2 separate regions of the Homo sapiens genome follow, and region 1 is linked to region 2. A link is a loop called in an ENCODE intact Hi-C map of the cell type or tissue named here. Cell type or tissue: CD14-positive monocyte. All regions are shown on one strand. Links, peaks and the distances in the headings refer to the core of each region. The heading gives the core; the rest is flanking DNA.

The links. Hi-C counts contacts between places; a loop is a spot of excess contacts. Peaks named below come from ENCODE experiments on the same cell type or tissue, not always from the same donor. Only the 100,000 strongest peaks of a DNase experiment are listed, where the experiment ranks them.
Region 1: it touches region 2 in a loop (4-fold over the local background); 4 of 110 quality-filtered maps call a loop at or near these places.

What each region holds. Positions count from the first base shown.
Region 1 is chr1:38,015,527-38,023,925 of GRCh38, forward strand. It overlaps UTP11 (UTP11 small subunit processome component), which reads left to right. Exons shown (of 8, transcript NM_016037.4): 2 at 833-894; 3 at 2,142-2,244; 4 at 2,938-3,051; 5 at 3,533-3,626; 6 at 3,727-3,857; 7 at 7,173-7,283; 8 at 8,019-8,399. The coding sequence ends at 8,102. Among named protein-coding and RNA genes, the nearest start is that of UTP11, 7.0 kb to the left of the region's middle. In CD14-positive monocyte, for the core only: CTCF peaks have their summits at 3,388 and 3,606 (motif pointing left); no DNase peak of the experiment used is centred there.
Region 2 is chr1:37,550,830-37,559,042 of GRCh38, forward strand. SNIP1 (Smad nuclear interacting protein 1) reads right to left here and starts at 3,464. Exons shown (of 4, transcript NM_024700.4): 1 at 3,177-3,464; 2 at 1,816-1,918. The coding sequence starts at 3,400. It overlaps DNALI1 (dynein axonemal light intermediate chain 1), which reads left to right and starts at 6,111. Exons shown (of 6, transcript NM_003462.5): 1 at 6,111-6,246; 2 at 6,774-6,919. The coding sequence starts at 6,166. It also overlaps the pseudogene RPS27P9. RefSeq lists a silencer at 3,187-3,246 and enhancers at 4,718-5,688, 5,899-6,193. In CD14-positive monocyte, for the core only: no CTCF peak of the experiment used is centred there; DNase peaks (open chromatin) are centred at 3,512 and 6,092; H3K4me3 peaks cover 1,928 bases; H3K27ac peaks cover 1,061 bases.

The DNA.
Region 1 (8,399 bases), core at 236-8,235, 460 kb after region 2:
CTGTTTCACCTTCTTTCCAAGATTGTGGTGGGGATTAAATGAAATTGTGTAAGGAGCATAGCACATTGCAAGACCCTGACATATACTAAGTGCTCAACAAATGGTAGTATGTAGAAGGATCATACCAAGATTTAATCCTTATACCTTCCATGCTCTCCAAGTCTACGTCAGAGAAAGTACTTTCTGTCATACTTTTTTCTCATACTGAGTACCACAAGTATAATAATAATAGTAAACTCATGCTGGAAAGCTGCTATGTGTCAAGCCATGTGCAGGCATTACCATTAATAGAAGCTCCTTGAATCCTCAGTATAACCCGGAGAAGCAGGTACTATTTTCATGTTACAGTCAGGAAATAGCAGCTCAGAGAAGTTAAGTGACATGCCCAAGGTCACAGATTGTTCAGAGGTAAAGCTTGGATTTGAACCCACATCTCCAGACTCTAAATTTAGCTCCCTTACCACAGTTGCCTCCCTGTTACTATGTTTTCCCTTTGTAGTATTTTATAAACCCTTGGATTAAGTTGGTAGTAATTTTAGTACAACTGGCAACTGCTTGCTTAGTGCCGAGTCATTGTTGCCTCTCTCTGTCCTTAATAGGCCAAGAAACCTACTACAGCAGTGCTTGTGACCTGTCTGGTGCTGGCAGGGTCCCTCTCATCCTTGGGCAGAGCCCAGTTGTGGGGAGGGGAGGGAACAGGGTCATGGGTTAGCTCCAAGGACTGGATTTACTGAGCACTCCAGAGACTCCTGTGCCTGTTAGATGTCGTGTTGATTTGGATATGTGTTTGCGGAGGAAACTAAGCACTGTTGTTCTTTCTTTTGTCTTCTAGCCTGGCTTTCGAAAACATCTGGGCCTGCTGGAGAAAAAGAAAGATTACAAACTTCGTGCAGAGTGAGTTCAGTCTTTCTGGTAGAGGCGCTGCCAAGAAAGCTTACAACCTCCTTGCACTGCAGCTGAATTGCCTGAGTGTCCAACAGGGGATAATTTCCTGCCATTGATAAAATGGCCAAAGCTCTGGCAGCCTGTCAGATAATTTTTTCTGTGATCCTAAATTTCTCTCTTTGTTTAGGCAGATCATTATTTATTTAACTGTAGTTGCATTGTGAATTATTTGTATTATGTTGTTCCAGATCATTTTCTCATAGTGGCTTTGATTTGGCTCTGCCTTGGTGTTTGAGCCCAAAGTTGAATCTTTTTCTCTTTGTTTTCTTGAAGTGCAGGATATAATCTGAAATTCCATTTGTTGAGTCTCTTACATCACCATGTGTGTGATGTGGAATGAAGAGATGTGAAAGATGGATTCATGAGACCAAGCGTGGGTGATAATGAACTCTGAAAACATTTTATAAAACAATTATCCCCATTCTTGTTCTCTGTTAGCACTTTGTTTGCAAAATACTTCTTAATTATTTGTTAGCGATACATGTCAGCTGAGGTCCTTTTTATGCCCCTGGTCTAGATGGTGGTGATGGATTAAATGGGTTTCTGTAGGTCCCAGAGATTTTAAGGCTAATGATAATTAAGTATTGTTATTGGGCCAGGCAGTGTTCTAGGATATTTACCGTTTTTACACTGATTTGTCCCTCCCAACAACCTTCTGGGATGGGTTACTATTACCGTATTCATTTTACAAATGAAATTGGGATTCAGGATGGTTAAATAACTTATCCAAGGTTACTTAGCCAGAAGTTGTCAAGTCCAGATTTGAACCCATGCTGTCTGGCTCCAGAGTCCATGATTCTAGTCATTGCGCTATACTGTACTGTGTAGTTTCTGAATTACATATGGTCATTTGGTGCCCAAGCTTGCACCATATCCTAAGGAGTTTTAATTTGTACTTTGTTTGGTGTCTCCCTGTAATGATATAAATGGCACTGAAACATATATAGGCTGGGGACAGTTAATTTCAGGTTCCACTGGAATAGGAACTGTTGATTAGACTGTGGACCCTGCGAAGACATGAGCTCAGCTCAGTGACAGTGGAGTGTCCAGATCCAGTCAGTGCTTTTGGCTTTTTTGAGTTTCACTCTGTGTGACCTTTTAGATGCTTGTAAAGTTTGCTTATTGTGGGTTTTTGGTTTTTTAAAATTATCTATTTTTTTTTTTTTGCTATGAACCTCATTTAACCTGTCTTTTAGTGACTACCGTAAAAAACAAGAATACCTCAAAGCTCTTCGGAAGAAGGCTCTTGAAAAAAATCCAGATGAATTCTACTACAAAATGACTCGGGTTAAACTCCAGGTGGGTGCCCAATGGCTTGGTTGGTGTTTTGAGCTCCACACATTGGAAAATAAGGACAGGGAGGAGATGGAGAGGAAGAATCGTTGGCCTTAATTTAACCCTTCTCTGGTTACTCCAGGTGCTCTTGGTCAGTGTCCAAGGCAAACCCTCCACTTCCAGAGGAGCGTGCATTTTTACCTTTGAATCTGGGTTGTCTTATACCTGGAGCTGTTCTAGGACAGATGACTGGAGGTGCTACATTGAACGTACGCCTCAGGGGCCTGTGTCTAGGATTGCTGTTAGCATACAGCATTTGGTTGTCTTTTTGTTTTTTTTTTTGAGATGGACTCACTCTCTGTTGCCCAGGCTGGAGTGCAGTGGTGCGACCTCGGCTCCCTGCAACCTCTGCCTCCCGGGTTCAAGTGATTCTCGTGCCTCAGCCTCTCGAGTAGCTGAACTACAGGCACACACTACTGTGCCCGGCTAAGTTTTTGTATTTTTAGTAGAGACGGGGTTTCACCATGTTGGTCAGGCTGGTCTTGAACTCCTGACCTCAAGTGATCTGCCCATCTCGGTCTCCCAAAGTGCTGGGATTACAGGTGTGAGTGACCGCACTTGGCCTATGGTTGTCTTTGTTCTAGCCGTGCACTGTGCCAACAACTTATTAATGATTTTAATCTAATAGGGAATATATCTTTTAAATTTGGATTTTAGGATGGAGTACATATTATTAAGGAGACTAAGGAAGAAGTAACCCCAGAACAACTAAAGCTGATGAGAACTCAGGACGTCAAATATATAGAAATGAAGAGGGTTGCAGAAGCTAAGGTAATTCACTCTTTGTTCTGATTGGTTTTATTGGTTAAGAAGGGAAACTTAAATTCATCAATCTCAAGTTATTCATTAATTTCTTCTGGCATTTACAATCTCACTTGATTGTAATAATGATTTAGAAGTATAGTTAGCATGGTAGAGTGGAAAGAGTTCAGGTTTGGGAATGAGACAGACCTAGGGTTTGAGTTCTGGCACTGCCATAAATTACTAGCCCCATGACAATGGGCAAATTCAACTCCCTGAGGCTCTTCCCTCATTTCTGTCTCAGGCGACTGTTGCAGGGATTAAGTGCGTCTTGGGAAGTGCCTAGCCCAATACCTGATATTTGTTGGGATCCTTTCCTTTAAAAGAATAAAGCAAGTTCTTTGCTGGCTGGCAATAATGATGTGAAATGGTTTAAACTTTTGCAGTTTTTTTTTTTTTTTGGTACCCTAGAAGAATCTAATATAAAGTGAGACCATATTCTGTGTTCTAGAAAATCGAAAGACTAAAATCAGAGCTCCATCTGCTGGATTTCCAGGGGAAGCAACAGAACAAGCATGTGTTCTTTTTTGACACCAAAAAGGAAGGTATGAAATGTTTGAAGGTTTCTGGGACAGTCTACCATGCCAGTCTGTGTCATTTGGTGTTAGAAACCGACAGTGCCTTAAGGATTGTCTTGAATTTTAGTTGAACAGTTTGATGTCGCAACTCACCTGCAAACAGCCCCGGAGCTAGTCGACAGAGTCTTTAATAGGCCCAGGATAGAGACCTTGCAGAAAGAAAAAGTGAAAGGAGTTACCAATCAGACTGGACTTAAGGTAATTTTCTCTGTTGTTCTTCACATGTGAGCTTAGGGGAATCTAGGTGTTTTTTTTTTGTTTTTTTTTTTTTGCTACTGCATTTAAAATAATTTTTAAAATTTATTTTATTTTATTTTTTAGTCAGAGTCTCACTGTCTCCCAGGCTGGAGTGCAGTGGCACGATCTCGGCTCACTGCAACCTCCGCCTCCTGGGTTCAAGCAATTCTCATGCCTCAGCCTCCCCAGTAACTGGGACTATAGGGGTGCAACACCACACCCAGCTTATTTCTGTATTTTTCATAGAGATGGGGTTTCGCCATGTTGGCCAGGCTGGTCTTGAACTCCTGACCTCAGTTGATCTGCCTGCCTTGGCCTCCCAAAGTGTCGGGATTACAAGCGTGAGCCACTGTGCCTGGCCTAAAATAATTATTTATTTATGGAAAACTCATGAGTTCCCTTAGAAAAGTGGATTTGTAGGATGATTTGATGATGGGATGGAAGTGGAGAAGGGCTTCCTAATTTCTATGATCGGAGGAGGTATAGTGGTCAGAAGCTTAGGTTCTGGCCTTTAGACCTGGGTTTGAATCCCAATTCTGACCCTGCGCTTTGTGCTTTTAATACTTGTAACAGATGCCAGTGTTTTGAAAATGCAGAGAAAGGGATTGCTGAAGATTAAAGGATTTGCAATACTTTAATATTGAACCTTTAGCAGTGAATACGCACATCAAAAGGTCTTTCTGTGTTTTTATTTTTCTTGAGACAGGGTCTCACTGTCACCCAGGCTGGAGTGCAATGGTGTGATTATGGCTCACTGCAGTCTCCACCTTCTGGGCTTAAGCGATCCTCCTGCCTCAGCCTCCTGGGTAGCTGGGACCACAGGTGTGTGCCACCATGCCTAGCTAATTTTAAATTTTTTTTGTAGAAACGGGGTCTCGCTAAGTTGCCCAGGCTGGTCTTAAACTCCTGAGCTCAAGTGTTTACTCCCGCCTTGGCCTCCTGAAGTGTTGGGATTACAGGCGTGAGCCACCATGCCTGCCCAAAAGGTCTTTCATATTGTGTATTGTAACAAAAATTTTGTTTTGGCTTTTCCTTATGGTGCTTTCCGTCACTGTAACTGGGTTGTGCAGAAGACATGCTTTTCCTGAAAGCCTTCTGGAGTTGAACTCTTCTGACTGATTCATTAAAAAAAAATGCTGTCAATGTGTTTCAAGCAGACAGCTGTTCTGTTTTGATTTGAATCATTTACACTGCATCAGTTTTGCTTCCAATGTTTAATTTCACAGCAGTTTTCTCTAGCTCAGAGGCAGCTAAACTTGCTTTAGTAATATAAATACCCCTAATTAGTTTGACTATATTGGGTAATCCCATAAATCTGACAGTCTGTGCAATAAAGCGAAAACAAAAGCTGTCTGAAACCACTGCTGTGAGACTGTGCTAGAATCTGTGAATTGTTGAAGTCTAAGGCCCAGTAATATTTCCTTCTGTAGATAACACTTCCAGCCAAAGAGCTTGCTCATGAGTGTTCTTGTGATAACCCTGTTGTTTGTCAATTAGGTGTACTTTTTTTTTTTTTTGAGACGGAGTCTCACTCTGTCACCCAGGCTGGAGTGCGGTGGCGTGATATCGGCTCACTGCAACCTCTGCCTCCTGGGTTCAAGCAATTCTCTTGCCTCAGCCTCCCGAGTAGCTGGGATTACAGGTGCCCGCCACCACGCCTGGCTAATTTTTTGTATATTTAGTAGAGACAGGGTTTCACCATTTTGGCTAGGCTGGTCTTGAACTCCTGACCTTGTGATCCACCCACCTCAGCCTCCCAAAGTGCAGGGATTACAGGCGTGAGCTACCGCGCCCGGCAATTAGGTGTACTTTCAATTAGCCGTGTCACTGACGCTTCTCAAGAATTGTGGTAGTCCCTAAAGAGATTAGTATTCCAAATTCCCATGTAGAATAGTTCACCAGCATAGCTTTTGAGAAGTTAGGGAGGTTTAGATTTTTGCCATTTTTGTCTAGTAATTATGTTTCTTTCTATTTTGTTTACTGCAAAATCATTTTTATTAAGAGACTGCTGGTGGGTGGATTGCAAGGATATTTTGTCTGTAACTTCGAGTGGGTAGACAACCCATGAGTGAGCTTTAGGAGGTCTGAGAAAACCCCCCTTTCTCACTGGTATTTTGTGCAGATAGGTATATGTGCTTGCACAACCTTTTACAAATGTGTATGTACATTTATCTCAAGAAACATCCCATGCTGGGCGTGGTGGCTCATGCCTGTAGTCCCAGCAATTTGGGAGGCCAAGGCAGGTGGATCACTTGAGGTCAGGAGTTCGAGACTAGCCTGGCCAATGTAGTGAAACCCTGTCTCTACTAAAAATACAAAAATTAGCCAGGCGTGGTGGCGGGCACCTGTAATCCCAGCTACTAGGGAGGCTGAGGCAGCAGAATTGCTTGAACCCAGGAGGCGGAGGTTGTAGCGAGCCGAGATAGTGCCACTGCACTCCAGCCTGGGCGACAGAGCAAGACTCCGCCTCAGAAAAAAAAAAAAAAGAAGAAAGATCCCAAAGCTTTCATCAGTTTCTCTGAGGTTGATGATTCCCCAAAATGTAAGGACCCCACTGATCTTTGAGGAGTCATTAGCAGTGAGAATTCTCAGGTGAGCTTCTGCTGAAAAAATTCTTCTGCTTTCTGAGTGGTAAGATTTTCAGGCACCAGCACACTGCCTGGGGACCCTTCTGTTGCCGACTCTTCTGTTGCTCTCCATTCACTTTGTATAGGGTTTCCAACACTGATTCATTCCTGCCATCATCTCAGGTGACTGTGGCACTCACACAAAGGTTGAAGCAGCTTAGTGTAGTAGTGGAAAGATTCCTGGGATTTGTGAGAGGGGGACGGTCCTGACTCTGCTCCAGGTGAGCTGTGTGTCCTTGGACCACTTCTTCTCTGGGCCTCATTTTTCTGCGTTTGTAAATGACGGGTTTCGATAAGATAGTCTACAGGGTTCCTTTTTTAATTTTTAATTTTTTTTTTTTGAGACAGAGTCTCATTATGTTGCCTACGTTGGTCTGGAACTCCTGGGCTCAAGTGACCCTCCCTCCTCAGCCTCCCAAAGTGCTGGGATTACTGGCGTGAGCCACTGCGTCTGGCCCAGGGTTCCTTTCAGCTCCAGAATGTGATGTTCCTAAAATGGGCAACGTTATTGTTACCACGTTATGTTGATTCTGGTGAAAGAAGGGAGTTGATGAAACTATGCAGTTGGCTTAAATGGATTAAGAAACAGTTTCTTACTCATTTTTGTCCTGTTCATTGTTCACTGAGAATGTGTGTGTTTCTTCTCCAGCGAATAGCTAAAGAAAGGCAAAAGCAGTATAACTGCCTGACACAGCGGATTGAACGAGAGAAGAAATTGTTCGTTATTGCTCAGAAAATTCAAACACGCAAAGATCTTATGGTGAGGAGAGAGAGCCTTAGGCCTCTTTTTTTTTTTTTCCCCCTTTTCTTTCTTGTAAAGGTCTTAACTCAGACTAGATTTCAGCTGTGTGTAAATCAACCCCAGTGAAAATGTCTGCTCCTCAGGGGCAGTGGTTTGAGCCAGTGTCTGTTACTCTGACAGTGTTGAAATGCGCCTTGATTAAGGAGGTAATAAGGGGGTTATTAGTCAGTGCTTTGGAACAGCAAAGGGTAGGATCGGGTAGCATATGAACTTTATAGCTTATGAGCAGCTCCCGTAACATTTAAACAGGTTAACAAAACAGTGCATGTCACTCATTGGTGTTTAAAAATAGACAACATTGTGTAGTTAAATAGCAGAGCTGAGGAATATAAGATGCCTCTTTCATATTCTTATCATTCCTCTAAATGTCAAATTCTTTAGCTTTGTAGATCATTTAGGTCAGCCTTTCTCAACTGGGGTTCCGTGAGAGAATTAAAATTATAATTTTAAATGAAACAACTACTTGAACACCTTTCTTCTCAGTTTTCCTAGGACTGTACACAGCTAGTACTTTCTAGATGCCTAGGGGAGAAGTTAATTCATTGCCTACAGTGGATGCCTTGGGCAGTAGGGCTGTGTCCGTTCTCAACTTTGAGAAGGGCTGAAGCAGGTGCTAATAGGTAGTTTATTAACCTTTCGATTTTACAAAACCATTTCCTTCTCTTTACTGATCACCTTTTTACTCTTTTGTAGGATAAAACTCAGAAAGTGAAGGTGAAGAAAGAAACGGTGAACTCCCCAGCTATTTATAAATTTCAGAGTCGTCGAAAACGTTGACGTGTTATAGATAAGCCTTGTCATTCTGTATCAAAAATCTGTTGTCGTTTTCTAGTAACTTCAAATTCCATTACTCCAAATGGCATGGTTTTCCGGTTTGTAACCATAACTAAATTGTCAGTCTGACATTTAATGTCTTTCTATGGACAACATTAAATCTCCCTCCCTTCTGTAATTGTTTTTGGATTGTGAAATTAGTCTTATTTTTATATACTTAATTTTTTTTTTCTTTGAGATAGGGTCTTTGTTGCCAGGCTGGAAGTGCAGTGTGTGATTATGGCTCACTGCAACTTTGAA
Region 2 (8,213 bases), core at 1-8,000:
TCACGCTTGTAATCCCAGCACTTCGGGAGGCCGAGGCAGGCAGATCACGAGGTCAGAAGTTTGAGACCAGCCTGGCCAACATAGTGAAACCCTTTCTGTACTAAAAATACAAAAAATTAGCTGGGCGTGGTGGTGGGCATCTGTAATCCCAGCTACTCAGGAGGCTGAGGCAGGAGAATCACTTGAACCTGGGAAGGGGAGATTGCAGTGAGCCAAGATCACGCCATTGCACTCCAGCCTGGGTGACACACACACACACACACACACACACACACACTGACACACAAAGAAAAGATGTCCAATATCATAAGCCATTAGGAAAATGCAAATTACGGGAAGCTGAGGCAGGAGAATCGTTTGAACTCAGAAGGCGGAGGTCGCAGTGAGCCGAGATCGTGCCACTGCACTCCAGCCTGGGTGACAGAGCCAGACTCTGTCTCAAAAAAAAAAAAAAAAGGAAAACGCAAATTAAAATCACAATGAAATACCACTACACGCCTATCAGAATGGCTAAAATAAAGTGATAACTTGAAATGCTGATAAAGATACAGGGAAACCGGATCATTCATACATTGCTGGTGGGAATATAAAATGATACAGCCACTATTACGGACTAAATTGTACCCTCCAAAATTAGCATGTTAAAGTACCAAACCCAAGTACCTCAGAATGTATTAATAACTTTTTGGAGATGAGGTCTTTAAAGAGCTGGTTAAGTTAAAATGAGGGTAGGGCCCTAATCCAATATGGCTGAGAAAAGACAACAGGACAGAAGAAAGATCATTTGAGGATATAGCAAAGAGGTAGCCATCTGCAATCCAAGGACAGAGGATTTTTTTTCAGGAGATTCCAAACCTGCTAACACCCTAATTTTTGACTTTTAGCCCCATAACTACAAGAAAATGAATTTCTGTTGTTTAAGCCACCTACTCTATGGTATTTCATTATGGTGGCCCTAGGTAAACTAATACAGCCACTCTGGAAAACAGTCTGGCAATTTCTTAAAAGAATTAAACCTGCAACTACCGTACAATCCAGCAATTGTACTCCTGAGCATTTATCCCAGAGAAATGAACTCTTAACGTTCACATAAAAACCTGTACACAAATGTCTATATAGCAGCTTTATGTGTAATAGCCAAAAAATGGAAACAACCCAGATGTTCTTTAATGAGTAAGTGGCTAAATCCATGCCATTTGGATACCACTCAGCAATGAAATGGAACAAACTACTGAGAGATGCAACCTGAATCAATCTCCAAAGGATTCTGCTGAGTGAGAAAAGACAATCCTAAAGGTTACATACTGTATGATTCCATTTACATAACATTCTTGAAATGACAAAATTATAGAAATGAAGAACAGATTAGAAGTTGACAGAAGTTAAGGAAGGATAAAAGTGGGAGATAAGTGGGTTTGGCTACAAAAGGACAACACGAGGTATTCCTTGCGGTGAAGGAAATGTTATCTTGACTATATCGATGTCAATATTCTGATGATGATATTGTACCACAGTTCTGTTATGAATAGATGTTACCACTGGGAGAAACCAGGAAGAGTATATCTCCCTGAATTATTTCTGACAACTGCATGTGAACCAATAATAATCTCAAAATAAAAAGTTTAATTTAAGCAAACAAGCAGAAAAAATAAATACAGCCAGTTTTCAGAAAAGCCCATCGGAGGTACAAGTAGAGATGTAGGCGAGCGTACGTGCACATGTGTGCACACACACAACACACACACACATTCCTCTTTAGCTGTGATAGGAAAAGGCTCTCAATTTGGACCCATCAAAACACCCCAATCCACTTACCTGCTTCACTTTGACTGTTGAGTGGTGAGGACTTCGGTTTCTCTTACTGCGAGGAGACTTGCTTCTTCTCCCTGAGGCCTTGTTTTTCTTTTTGGGTGGGGACCTATTCAGAGCATGGTACACAGGATTTTATCGCAATTTCCCTTCCCCCATAAAAATTAGCTTCCAGTATCAGGCTTACCTACTAACACAAACACCGCATTTGTGAAGGTCTCTGCCGGTCACATTAAAGGAGTCACGAGGTTCACTTTCCTAGCCCTAACATCTCCCTTGCATTCCATACTCACATAGACAACTGTCTACTGAACCTTCTCACTTAGGTAACATAACTCTTAATTCCCAACCCTTCAAAAACCTTTCCTCTCCTACTCCTTGCCATCTCGCTGATTGGCATCACCATCCGTAAGTCACCCTTGACTCTTTATCCTTCACTACCAACACCCCTACCATCAATAACAATCCCTCCATCCTGTGGTTCTACTTCCTCCCTGTGCCATCTCATTCCTACCACCCACCTTCTTGACCACTATAATCCACCGACACTGGCTTTTTCCCATTTCAATCATAATTCATTCTACTTCAGGTTCTTTGCAGATGTTGTTTCCTCTGCCTGGATCTTTAAGAGGTTGGATCATTCTTATCAGTCAGGTCTGGGCTCAAATGGCACCTCTTTAGAGAGTCCTCCTCCCTCTTCTCTCCAATCTCTCACTATCACATTACTGTTTTAATCTATCAATAATACTTGTTACTAACTGAAACTATTTTGTTTATTTTTTTATCATGTCTCAGGGTTAGAGCATAGCCAATTTGGCATCGGTGAAGATCATCTAACTGAATCACCCTTGCAGCCCCAATACCTAGGGCAGTCTTTAACACTTAATAGGCACTCAGTAAAACTATGGTGAATGAATGCATAAATAAATGAGTCTAGCAAGAAGTAACTTTTTTTTTTTCCCCAGTTTCTGTTAGGTAGCTCGCTTAGACCTCGATGTGAAAACCTTTCTGGCAGGTAACCGGAAAGACAACGCCCACACTCCATTTGTGGGAGGGATGGGGAAAATCTCAATCCAATTTAACAGATTATCAGTGCTATCTGTTGGGCCACACTCTTCGAAGTGCTAGGAACACAAGAATGAAGGAGTGGGATCCTGCCGGTTAGTCATTAGGCGTTGAACACCGAGCTATAATGCAAGTGACAGAGCAAGCATAACACAAGCACGACTGGATCACTCTCAACAGCCCCTCAGGATTAAGTCCGGGCTGCTGCGCCCACCATTCAAAACCTGTTTCGGACGCTAGCCCTGCCCGCCTTTCTGAATGAGCCCAACCCAATGTCCATCCTGGACTGCTCCCCCACTTACCGGCTAACTCCTCGGGCTCGGTTCCCGCGGTGGCCCGAGCGGGCCGGCTCGCTGGTCGGCGGAGACGGGCTACCACCGGAGTGGTCCGGACGGCGGTGGGCGGGAGGTGCGACTTCTGGGCTGAGACGCTCCTGCTTCACCACCACCCCCGCCGGCAGCACCACGTCCCCGTCCCGGTGTCTTCGCCGGCTCCCTCGCTCCCGTTCGCTCTTCACCGCCTTCATTCTGTGATTTTGGCTGGGCGAAAGAAAACAGATCAGTTGAGCTCCTCTAGCTGGAGGAAATGACGAGTTTAACTCCTGGACTTCCGCTTCCGGGGTGCCCAGGCTCCCAGAAATCCTCGCGGCAAAGGTTAAACACGTGACTACTCCCTAGTGGGTGTGGCCGCAGCGACAGGCTTGGGTGGCGGGAGTTTCAAGTTTCAAAAACAAACTTCTGGCTGGGAGTGGTGGCTCACGCCTGTAATCCCAGAACTTTGGGAGGCCGAGGCTGACGGATCACTGAGGTCAGGAGTTAGAGAACAGCCTGGCCAACATGGCAAAACCCCGTCTCTACTAAAAATACAAAAATTAGCCGGGTGTGGTGGCGCGCACCTGCAATCCCAGTTACTCGGGAGGCTGAGGCAAATGAATCACTTGAACTGGAGGCGCAGGTTGCAGTGAGCAGGGATCTCACCACTGCACTCCAGCCTGGGCAACAGAGCGAGATGTCTCAAAAACAAACAACAACAAAAACTGGGAAAAAGCAAACCTCTCAAGGCTGTTTGTTGCCACATTATTAGTAATTACAAAACGTGGAAACAATGTAAATACCAGCAGTAGGGAAGTTAGCCAAATTAATGGGTGTTATGTGGCCATTAGTAAACCATTTACAAACTTTAAAAACCCTGACTTGTTAACGATAAAGCAGGATACAAAATTGTGTGCAAACTATAATTACATTTACATTTGGAAATAGAAGGGAGGAAGAAATGGAAATGCAATCAGAGATGATAACCCATGGGCAAATCATTAGCTTTTCAAATCATTAGCTTTTCCTCTTCTATTTCCTGAACTTTCTGCAATGCTGTTGGGGCTCAGAAACCAAAACCCCAAAATACGGCTCACTGACAAGCTGAACTGAAGAAGCCTCAATGTTCCTTTCCAGTGCCCATCATCTCTCCCAAAGCACAGGTCTTTATCTGCCTAAGATCCAGACTACCAAAAGGAATAATTGTTTCTTTCTTCTCCACCCAAGAATGTAATCACACCTGACCAGAGACCCTTATACTGTCAAAAGTAGCTATTTACAGCCGAGCACGGTGGCTGCAGCCTGTAATTCCGGCGCTTTGGGAGGCCAAGGCAGGAAAATCGCTTGAAGCCAGGAGTTTGAGACCAAACTGCCTAACATAGCAAGACTGTCTCTACAAAAAAATTAAATTTGGCAGGGGCTAGTGGCTCGTGCCTGTGGTCCCAGCAGAGACAGGAGGATCGCTTGAGCCCAGGAGTTGGAGGCTGCAGTGAGCCGTGATGGCACCACTGCACTCCAGCCAGGGCTACAGAGTGAGACCCTGTCTTCAAAAAAACCAAACCAAAACAAAAAAAAAAACACAAAAAACTATTTACAAATTTATCTCTGTTCCCTTATTCATTCATTCTGCCTAGTAATCCCTGAACAGAATTCCTCCTTCTCCCACCCTCACAAACCTGTTTTACCAGGAGGGTATATAAGCTTCTGAACCCTTTTCGGGGTGGGTAATCATACTGTGATTCTCCCCGTGTATACATTTTAAATACATTTGTATGCCTTTTCTCCAATTAATCTGCCTTTTGTGAATTGATTTTTGAGCGAATCTTCAGGGGGCAAAGGGGAGGTTTCCCATTGGCTCCTACTTTGTCATTTCTCCATTTAATTAGAAAAATACTTCAGGCTGGGCGCGGTGGCTCACGCCTGTAATCCCAGCACTTTGGGAGGCCGAGGCAGGCGGACCACGAGGTCAGGAGTTCGAGACCAGCCTGGCCAACGTGGTGAAACCCCGTCTCTACTAAAAATACAAAATTTAGCCGGGCATGGGGGCACGCGCCTGTAGTCCCAGCTACTCAGAAGGCTGAAGCAGGAGAATCGTTTGAACCCGGGAGGCGGAGGTTGCAGTGAGCCGAGATCACGCCACTGCACTTCAGCCTGGGCAACAGAGAGAGACTCCGTCTCAATTTAAAAATCAAAACAAGCCCTTTCTTGCGGTGACGACCTACCCACGAGAACATGCCTCTCGCAAAGGATCTCCTTCATCCCTCCCCAGAAGAGGAGAAGAGGAAACACAAGAAGAAACGCCTGGTGCAGAGCCCCAATTCCTACTTCATGGATGTGAAATGCCCAGGATGCTATAAAATCACCACAGTCTTTAGCCATGCACAAACGGCAGTTTTGTGTGTTGGCTGCTCCACTGTCCTCTGCCAGCCTACAGGAGGAAAAGTAAGGCTTACAGAAGGATGTTCCTTCAGGAGGAAGCAGCACTAAAAGCACTCTGAATCAAGATGAGTGGGAAACAATCTCAATGAACACATTTTGGGAACAACTACAACAACAAAAAAAACCTTCAAAAAACCTAGGAACTCCAGATGACTTCCTTTGGGAATTGTCCCTTAACCCTTCATGAGAAGTCAGGAGATGACTCCTGTTTTTCAGGTGACAAAATTGGAGCATGGCAAAGGTGATCTGCCCACTTCAAATCGCTAGCTAGACGGAGCATAGGGACTCGAACTGCCGTTTTCCTCGCCTCCAAGAGTACAGGGACGAACCGGTGAGCAGAAGGCCTAAGAAGTCAGGCACAAGAGGTTTCTGCCCAGGAGGCACAGAATGAAACTTGCCGGCTGTTGGCCCCGCCCCACTTCGAAGCTCCGCCCAGGCCAAGAAGCGCGGGGGCGGGAGTGAGGGGGCGGTTTCCATGGTGACGGCAAACAAGGCCCACACTGGACAGGGCAGCTGCTGGGTTGCTACTCTCGCCTCCGCCATGATTCCGCCCGCAGACTCTTTGCTCAAGTACGACACCCCAGTGCTGGTGAGCCGGAACACGGAGAAACGGAGCCCCAAGGTAAAGACGGGGGCTCGGGAGACAAAGGAGCCTCGAAACTCCGATAGGGAAAGACACATTCCCGCATGGAGGGTCAGGAATCTCAAGGGACGGGGATTGCAGCGACTGGGAGTAAAGGGAATTGGGAAGTCAGAGAAGGAGGGTGAGAGGATTGTATAGGAAGCCCAGATGTTGGGTGTGACCCCAGAGGGCAGATTTAGGATGGGGAAGGAGGTCACAGGGAGATGGATGGGGCTCACTCTTCTTAATGGTACGCGGGTCCAAGAACAGATGACTAGGTAGTGATTTCCCCATCACCAGAGGTGTGAAAGCACATGCGCCAGAAACACCTGTTCAAGCATTGAGTTGGGGCCAGACTTCATGGCCTCCTTCAGCTCTGTGACATAATTTCTGCTGAGAAGACCGACCCAAAGTAGGCTAGGAAGAGGGGAGGGCTGTGCAGAAGACCTGGAGCAATATACAGGTTGGGGATGTGTGGAGCTGAGCTCCTGAACAATTTCCTGCCCTCACCTGTGCCTTCATCTCAGGCTCGGCTACTGAAAGTCAGCCCCCAGCAGCCTGGACCTTCAGGTTCAGCCCCACAGCCACCCAAGACCAAGCTCCCCTCAACTCCCTGTGTCCCAGATCCTACAAAGCAGGCAGAAGAAATCTTGAATGCCATACTACCCCCAAGGTAAGAAAGTAGGAGCAGTGGCTGGGAGAAGGCCTAAGCTTTTACATCGTGGATTTTGGGAGTGTGGGGGGAGGCACTCTGCCTCTGTTCCTGGCTGGGGTTTCCTCCCAGTATCACAGAGCTCCTAGAACTTACATATGGCTGGATCCTGGCAGGGTGGTGGGAGACCTCTTCTCAATCTACCCTCATTTCCTGCATGCTGTCACCCAATCTCATGGCTTTAGATACCACCTATGTGCTGATGGCTCCCAAATGTGTATTTCCAGCCCTGTCTTCTCCACTAAACTCCAGGACCATATAGTCTTCTGCTTCCTCATTATCTTCATGAAGATATCTAATAGACATCTCAAACTCAATATATTCAAACTAAATCACAATTTCTTCCTTCCCCAATCTGCTCATCCCCCGTATTCTCCTTTTTACTAGGGACTCAAACCACCTTTCATTCCTTTTGATCACTCTCACAGCATGTGTCCTATCCTTCGTCACATTCTTTTGGCTCCACCTTCAAATTCTTTCCCAAATCCAACCACTTTTCACCACCTCTGCTTCCACCATCTTGCTCCTAGTCACTGGTGGCCACTCGCACTGCTGCAGTGGCCTCCTATCTGAAAACACTGCTTCCACTCTGCTCCTAGAATCTATCCTCCATACAGCCCCTAAGTCATAAGTCAGATCATGCCAGTCTCTGCCAGAAACTCTTTTGTGGCTTCCCATCTCAGACTAAAATCAAAAATCCTTACAATGGCCTGGAAGATGTGGCATGATCTGGCCTACGATGTATCCCTGACCTTATCTCCTGTTATTCTGTTTCTTGTTCACTGTGCTGAATCCACAGGGACCTCACTTGCTATTTCTGAAATGCCTCATTCACTCTCCTACCACAGGGCCCTGACAGCTGGTGTTTTCACTGCCAAAGATGTTCTCCCCTTGATATTCTCCTGGTTCCTTTCATTTCTTCCAGGCCTTCCTTGAGAATTTGCTATAGCAGAGCACCCCTGCCCAACATGATCTCCTTTTCTTGCTTTTTTCTTCTGCAGCCACATTGATAAAAGGACATGCCTTTTCATCTATTTTTATGTAATAAGTTGACAGCACAGTTGGTAAGGCTATGAGGAAAAGGGAAATGGGGGCCTACGCAGGCACACACCTTCATGAACCTCTCCACCCCGATACACACATCTGCCTCTTTCTGGCTCGCACAAGGTTCATGATGTCCTGTGTTTCCCACCCCGTAAGTTGGTGGGTAGTTCCTACTGTTCACATCAAGCAACAACCATAAATCGGTCTTCAG